Linked DNA regions of Mus musculus: region 2 is linked to region 1. The links are chromatin loops, found by intact Hi-C in ENCODE. Cell type or tissue: heart. All regions are shown on one strand.

The links. A loop is a pair of places that touch in the nucleus more often than their neighbours do. Peaks named below come from ENCODE experiments on the same cell type or tissue, not always from the same donor. Only the 100,000 strongest peaks of a DNase experiment are listed, where the experiment ranks them.
Region 2: a loop joins it to region 1, with 2.1 times the contacts of the local background. A loop is called at or near these places in 1 of 42 quality-filtered maps.

Annotation. Positions count from the first base shown.
Region 1 is chr3:135,421,023-135,425,022 of GRCm38, reverse strand. It overlaps Cisd2 (CDGSH iron sulfur domain 2), which reads left to right and starts at 1,590. Exons shown (of 3, transcript NM_025902.3): 1 at 1,590-1,764. The coding sequence starts at 1,662. In heart, no CTCF peak of the experiment used is centred here; DNase peaks (open chromatin) are centred at 1,662 and 1,692; H3K4me3 peaks cover 2,677 bases; H3K27ac peaks cover 2,280 bases.
Region 2 is chr3:135,594,908-135,598,907 of GRCm38, reverse strand. It overlaps Nfkb1 (nuclear factor of kappa light polypeptide gene enhancer in B cells 1, p105), which reads left to right. Exons shown (of 25, transcript NM_008689.2): 18 at 3,842-4,000. Among named protein-coding and RNA genes, the nearest start is that of Gm46827, 12 kb to the left of the region's middle. In heart, a CTCF peak has its summit at 1,687; a DNase peak (open chromatin) is centred at 1,697; H3K27ac peaks cover 1,291 bases.

The DNA.
Region 1 (4,000 bases):
CAAAAGGAATGGAAATATGGAAATCCTAATGGAAACAGTAATCTTTTAAATCACCACTTTTTGGTGTATCATTTGCTATGCCATAGCTCATAGACATGTTCTATATCCAAAAACCTTCAATTATCCAATTGTACTTGGTCAATCTGATCAGGTTAAAAATGATAGTAATTTTAAAAAAACTTTTCATCACCTGCTACTTTTCTTTTTAGTGTTTTAGTGAAAAAAATGATCAGAGTTAAATTTAAACAGTTCAAAGAACAGTTTACTTTTCTTTTTTTTTTTTTAGATTTTTTTTTTAAATTAGGTATTTTCCTCGTTTACATTTTCAATGCTATCCCAAAGGTCCCCCATACCCACCCCCCCCCAACAGTTTACTTTTCAAACTTAAAATACCAACAAAAAAATAAAGCTGATTACAGCTCGATGTTACGTGGGCATACCAAATGCTGAATGTTACAGAACACTGATGTCAAGTTTCCAGGATACTTTTACCAGGTACTTGCTCTGGCCTTCCCTTAGCTCTAGTACTTGTGGTCTGTTTAAAGAATTTAAACGAGACACAGGATAGTGAAGACAAGAGTTTATTAAATGATAAAGTAGGGTACTCACAAAGGGGAGAAGAGACCAAAGGGAACACTATAGAGGTGAACAATTTCATGAGGTGACAGTGGATAACAGCTAAACTATGGTGTTGTGACATGTTTTTTAAGTAGGCTTTGTACTATTTAAGTCTCTTGAATAGACAATTTTCCGATTTCCTTGATAGGCCCATTTGGATGAACTCATAAAGGAGGGAGAACAGTGGTTACACCTTTATTCTTCCCAGAAAGCTCTCCTTTTCAGCACCAGATAGCAAACTTAAGATCTTTGGCTCAGTTTAGAATGTCATGTTTTCACCAAGGCCAGAGATTTTTTTTTTTTTTTGACCAGTAATCAGAGTTGCAGTTTCAGTTCCGAGGATTGTAAGCTGCAGACTGAACTTGGGGTCGGTCCATCCTCAGTGACCTTCAAGCCTGCTCATCTGACTAGCTTGCTATTCAACAGTAGGCTCCTGGGTCAAAAGCCCTTAACTCCACAGCGAATGCATTACCCTGGCTATTCTAACCTCAGCCAAGATAGGTAAGTAAAACCACTCCAATACCTTTACATTTTACAAGACGTAAGCCCCGTGTCACAGAAACTCCACAAGACAAGCGTGGTTATCCCAGCATTTGGAAGATGAAGATACTCATAGTTATCAGCCTCCTGAATGTCAGTTCAGGCTGGGTTACATGACTGTCTAAAAAAGGGGGTGGGGGGCAAACACATTTCCCCCCTTTAAAAAGAAAAGCCTTTGACTGCTTGGGCAGAACTGACTAAAGTTGCGGAGGAAAAAACAATCAGTGGGTAACTTTGGGTTTCTTTCAAAACCCGGCCACCCGCTTCCGCAGACGTCAAGGGTCGAAAGCGGACGCCCACCCCCGCAGCCGAGCCGAGGACAGGCCGGGCTCCGTACGCTGGGCGCTGCGTTGCGCTCGGCTCCGCTCCGCAGCGCGCACGTCACTCGCCGCGCGCCAATCGCGGCCCGGCGGGCCACCTCCCGCCCGAGCCCGCGAGCCCGCCGGCCGCTTCCGCTCTCACGCAAGCGCAGCAGCCGGGCAGCGGACGCCGCCGGCGGCAGGATGGTCCTGGACAGCGTGGCCCGCATCGTGAAGGTGCAGCTGCCCGCCTACCTCAAGCAGCTCCCGGTCCCCGACAGCATCACCGGGTTCGCCCGCCTCACAGGTAACCCTCCCGCCGCCGTCCCATCCTCGCGCGCCGCCCCCGTGGGGGCAGCGGTGGAGAGCGCGGCGCGGCGCGGGGCGGGCCGGGGCGGGGCGTCAGGCCTTGGCACGTGACCCGCGGCCGGCGTGCGCCTGCGCGGCGCGAGGCGGCCCCGGGAAGGGTTCCTTTCCCGGGCGACCGACCCAACGGGTTAATGCCGGGGAGTAGGTGCTGAGGTAGGAGCGACGCGGCTCGTTCCTGAACTCACTGTCGCATGCATCTTGTAAAGCACTTTCCAAGTCCTCGCTGTGTGAGGCGCCCAGCGCGTGGGGAAGAAGTACTGCCTCCACGCCATGCCCGTGTATGATGCCTGTATTAACGAAATCACCAGTGACCTCCCTTCCCGACAGCACTTGGAGGCTTGAAGTCACCTATCATGGAGGCATTTGAGGTCACCTCCATAACTACAGTTCCTGGAGCAAGTTGAGGTGCAGAAAAAGTAGCCGGATGTATTCCTAGGCTCTATGATTTTGGAGCATTGAATCTATTGTGAATTAAGGTTCTGCCTGTATGAAAAGGTTCCCGCAGCTCAGTAATAAATATCTTGACTATATGCAGAATGCAGTCAGTACTTGATAGATTGTGTTGGGTTTGGAGCATGATGGTGTAGGTTAAATTTTTCTAAACCGTGTCCGCAGACTGTATGAGATGGTGACAAAATCAGCAGTGCCTGAGGTCCCTAATATCAGCGAATGCAAACATGAATTTAGATAACTCGGAGGTGAGTAGTCTAGAGACATTTGACTTGAAATACAATAATTGGGAGACTTGGAAGAAAAAGTAATTCCGTGTACCAGAAGATGGAGTTCATACCAAATTGTTGAGGAGTATTTGGAGATGGGTGTCAGCCCCATTCCAAGGAAATTATTTTGTTTGCAGTTTGGCTTTTCCTGAGTGAGTTCCTCAAACAGATGTGCATTTGATACTCGCCCCTCCCAGGGATAAAAAGTAAAAACAAAAGAGACTCATGTGTTTATATGGATACACCTATACCATACAGACTTTAACAGAGAGATTTTTTTTTTAATTGTCACTGACAACTGCTCTGTTAACAAGTAGGTTTTAAGCTTTTAACGTGTTTAAACATTAGATCCAGTAGAGTGTATGAAAGAGATTAGAAAGCACTGTAGCTGACGAATCCACACCAAGGAAACATGCAGACACTTGAAGTAACATAAAAGTAACAAGAACAAAAAATTCCAAATCTTCTGTTCTCTATAAATATCAAAATTTCTTGGTCCTGTGCCCTTATTTTTAAAAACTGTAGCAAGTACATGACTTGACTTCCCTCCCCTGCCATTTCTTTACCTCGGCACTGTTTCGTGTAACCCTCCTGCAGGTATTCTGACAGTACTGATCTTGTCCTCTGCCTTCCTGCCCCTTTATAGCTTGAAATTTAGAGTTCTATATTTCAAATAAGTGCGTTGTAGTAGTTTAATGTTAGTATACATAAACCAATTGTTTTTTCTCTTCTGAATGGTATAGTCTTGAATGTAATTCACTAAAACTGGGAATTCAAAGCCAAAGAGGCATAGTCATTTTGTGGCATTGTTCTGCTTTGCCAATTTGTCTTAATAATACACATTAATTAGGAGTTTAATCCGTTTTTTTCTCACCCTACTGAAGGGCATCTTGCATGTGTTGGTTATGACTGTGGCTGCATTTATGTTAGTTTCAGGTTTTTGTGGATGAAATGTTGTTGAAGCAGGTTATGACTCTTTGTTTAGTGGCTAGAAAGCCTTATAAGCCTTATAAGCTTATGTCCTTACAGGTCTATTCATTCTGTCAGTAAATAATTCTTATTAAAGCCACTCAGGAAATTCAGCCATACCTTGCCCCTCCTAAACCAACAGTGTGCAGTAGCTTTCTCTCTAGAATTATGAAATATTTGATGTTAGCACTGTTTCTTAAAAATAACAACCACTCTGGCGTCCTCTCAGTTTCAGTCAGGGTCTCCTGTGACGCAGGCGGCTTCAGACGTCACTGAGGGTAATCTCGAACTCATGATCCTTCTGCCCTCGCCTTGCTAGGAACAGGCCCGGTGAAATGTGAGTGGCAGTTTAGTAGTAGCTATTTAAGCCCCAACACAGTGTCTACAAGTCTAGTTATAATCTGAATTGCTAGCTTGTCCAAGAAACATGAGCTTGCTTGCAGTAATGGCTTTCTGAGAACATTCTGTCTGGAATCTGACAATAAC
Region 2 (4,000 bases), 170 kb before region 1:
AGTTACTTTGAAAATATGAATTGGAGGCTGGAAGTGGCTCACATGCTTAAAGCCTTGAGTTCGTTCGCTCCCCACACCAAAGAAAAGGCTGAAGCTGTTAGTTCGTTGGCCTGTAGCTCTCAGACTTTTCCGTTTTCAGAGGAGCACAGCTGCTTTCTGCACAGCACTCTGCACTTCTCTGTCTGCAGTGATTCCTATCCAGGGGAGATGACTAGGCTAAGGTGTTATTTTAGATGTGTTCTTCAAGATCTGTCTTCCTCGGGCTTCCATGCCATCTTGGGATACTATTGGTATTTGGAAAGTCATTGGGCCCCGAAAGTTGAATTCTCCAAACTTTTAGGCAGATGGCACTTTTTAAAAACTTTGTATTGATTCTCTGTGAGTTTTGCATCTTTTTTTTTTTTTTTTTTTTTTTTTTTTTTGGGTTTTCGAGACAGGGTTTCTCTGTGTAGCCCTGGCTGTCCTGGCACTCACTTTGTAGACTAGGCATCATGCACCCCAGTCCCACTCATCTCCCTGTCCCCTCATATCTGCCCTCTGCCCTTGCAGCCTCCCTCCCACAAAATAAACACTCAAGTAACAGGAAAGACAAAAACAAAAAAAGCATAGAGAACATCTCGATGTGGGAGCGATAGTGTGTCACCGGGCATCCCACAGTGTATCCCTCTGTCCACACATCTTCACTTGCAATGAGTGTTTGGTTCTCTGTGACACGGTAATTCTGAGTTCCCCAAAGTATAAGCTTTTATGTTATTTCAAGATTATGCTTATACTGAATTTACAATAATAACAAACATGTGGCAAAAGTGAGAGCCTGAGAACTAACGACATAAAAGGCTGTGTCACATGCCGGAGAATGCAAGAAGAGAACGCAGTTTAAAGACTCACACTTGGGCTAGTCTAGAGAGTGGGTGGGTTCCAACAGGGATCTGATAGTGACAGATGGTCACAGAAATGTACTATGGTTAGTGGAAGATGTTTGGGGAGAATGTTTGAGATAATTTACAAATAATCCAAATTACTTAGAGAACTGTATACTTTTCTGCCAAGAATAGTTATTATGTCATGCATGATGGTGCATATCTATAATTCCAGCCCAGAGGAGTCTGAGGCAGGAGGATTGTTGTGAGTTTTGGGCCATTCTGGCCTGTACAGTGGGTTCCAATTTTGTCTGTATTATATTATAGGGTCTTGTTTAAACAACAAGAACAACAACAACACAAAACCAAACAAGCAAAGAAAAAAAACCCTCCAAATTAAAAAGAAACTAGTTCCCAAGCTGGGTGTGGGGCACACATTTGTATTTCTAACACCCAAGAAGACACAGGAGGACTGACAGCTTCATGTCAATCTGGGCTACACAGCAAGTTCTGGGCCAGCCTCAAACACAGGAAGACCCTCTCTCAAACAAAACAAAGCAAAACAACTCCACAAAGCCAAACAAAGAAACCCAAAAGTTATGAGAATCACAAACGCTGCCTGTCTATGTCCTTGAGGCTAAGAAGCTGGTATGGCAGGGAATGTTTGTGCCCATTAACTGAGTGAAGCCAAGGTGGGAAAAACTGGGGAGAAAGGTCTGAGGGCTCCAAATCAGAGCAGCTTTGCCTTGAGCTCAGGGGAGAGGTTCCATCCACAAAGAGCTGGGTCGCACACAATAGAGCCTGCTTCCGCAGATCCTATCACCAACAGCCAGCAGGGCTTCCTGAATCCAACCTCCAGCAGCCGAGGGAAGCAGGTTTTGCAAAGAGGATTGGGAAGTAGCAACTTCCTCTTCTTCAGTTTATTCTTATACTTGTGATGGTTAAAAATGCAATCTGCCACTTGTCTGCTATGAGGTAGCCTGGGTGCAGGGGTGATGCCTTCCTCCACCTCGCCTCTCACTACCTGTGCAGGCAGTCAGGAGAGCTGGCCTGGGGTCATGCAAGGGGGTGAGCTAGCCCTGTCCTTCACAGGCTTTCGAGAGCAGGCCTTGCATCTAGCCTGTGCTGCAGAGTAGAGAGGACCCTCGTGGAGGGAGCACAGTGAGCAGCCCTGAGGGTGTGAGAGCAGGAGAACTGGCCCTGCCCCTCACTCACAGGCTGTAGTGTATGGGAGAGTGGGTCCTGCCCTTTGGGCAGCACAGTGGAGCCAGCTCTGGAGGCATAGGGAGATCCGACAGCTCCCTATTTCCAGATGTGACTGTTGCATGTATACAGGAAGAGTGCTCTTCCAGTGTTGGCTACAGACAGCTGCTCTGGGAAGACATGTATTCTTTAGTGTGCTCACATGCACTCCACACGGTTTTATACATACATTTCCTATCCCACATCAGCCTTTCCCTTTAAGTTTCGATTTAAAATACTTTCTCAATTCATAATTTTTGCAAAATTCAACTGAGAGGACCTGTATATTTCCTGAGATTGAACCAGACGCTTACCTCCTAAGTTCCCCCAGCAGTTACATCCTACTTAACACAATAATACAATTAGGAATTGCAACAGATTCTAATCAGATCTCAATATTTGTATGTACTCATATGCATGGATAGCTCTGTAAGATTTTTTTTTTCCTAAGCTGAACATGGTGGTATTGTGTTTTAGTTCCTGTTATTCAGGTAGCTAAGGCAGGAAGAGTCCTTGAATATAGATGTTCCAATGTAGCCTGGGCAGAAAGCAAGACTGTTTCTAAGCAGAGTGAATGAATGAATGAATGAATGGTCAATCCATGTGCTTGTGGATGTGTATGTAGCATTGTACTGTGTCCCTGTCTTGGGTCTTCACGCTGTTTATCCTTTAGTTTCATAGACAGCTGGTTTGTTCTCATTGCTCCTGAAGAGAATGCTGTCATGTCCCCTAACTAGCTGCTCACTGTCCACAGGCTGTGCACTGCAGTGAGCACCTGCACTGTACCCATGGGTGCCACAAGTGGGTTTCAAGGGCAGTGTGAGCCCTGAGCTCCACAGATGGATTCTAGGGATTCCTTGAGGCACGCATTTTATGCGTGTGTAAAATGTAACCCTTGGGTGTTGGTGGCCCACCAGCCACTGCTTCCCAGCAGGAAGAACTCCCTGAATGGGAGGTCGGGCAAGTCCTCACTACACAGCCTGGGCTTCAGTGTAAAGCGCCTACAACACAGACTGGCTGGCATTGAGAGTTGGTGCTACTCTCTACCAGTGATCTCAGCTTTTTGACAGACACTTTTGTGATTGGGTTAGCCCCACTTGTTTCTGAAAACAGTTTTCCATGCGTCCTACTTACAACCATGGAAGCACAGCTTTGAGGTCAGGGTAGTCAGAAAGACCTCCCAGAGCCTATTATGCACAGTGCCTGGGATTGTTTTCTGCCTGAACTTTCTTAGGGAGAGTGCTGTATTGGCTAACTATGCCCTGAGGATCTGGTAGCACCTGTGATAGTATTACAGTGGAGCTTGTATCTGTGCGTCTCTTGAAGCCAGCCTGCAGCAGTGTGTTCTGGTTTAGCCTATGTACTTCCAGACCATTGTGGAAGGATGACATCTTTCTTGATTGCTTTCTTTTAATAGTCTATTTATGTTTTGTTGTTAAAAACACAGCATTGGTTCGATTTGCAAATGTATAGAATTACCAGCTATAGATAGATACCTATCAGAAATTCAGAGAAATTAAATTTTCTTCTACAAGAGTTAAAAAAAATCATGTAGCAAACGTATCCCATAACCCCGACTGTTGAATGCTGGTTCTCTCCGTGGGCCTTTGAGCCTGGCATGCAGAACAGGAAGCTCCTTGAGTGACAAATGTCCCTACAGTATGACTCCATAACGTAGCCTGAAGCCAGGGGCTACAGACATCCCTAAGCAATGGCTCTCCCTCTCCTTCTCTGTGTAGACACCTCTGCACTTGGCCGTGATCACCAAGCAGGAAGATGTAGTAGAGGATTTGCTGAGGGTTGGGGCTGACCTGAGCCTTCTGGACCGCTGGGGCAACTCTGTCCTGCACCTAGCTGCCAAAGAAGGACACGACAGAATCCTCAGCATCCTGCTCAAG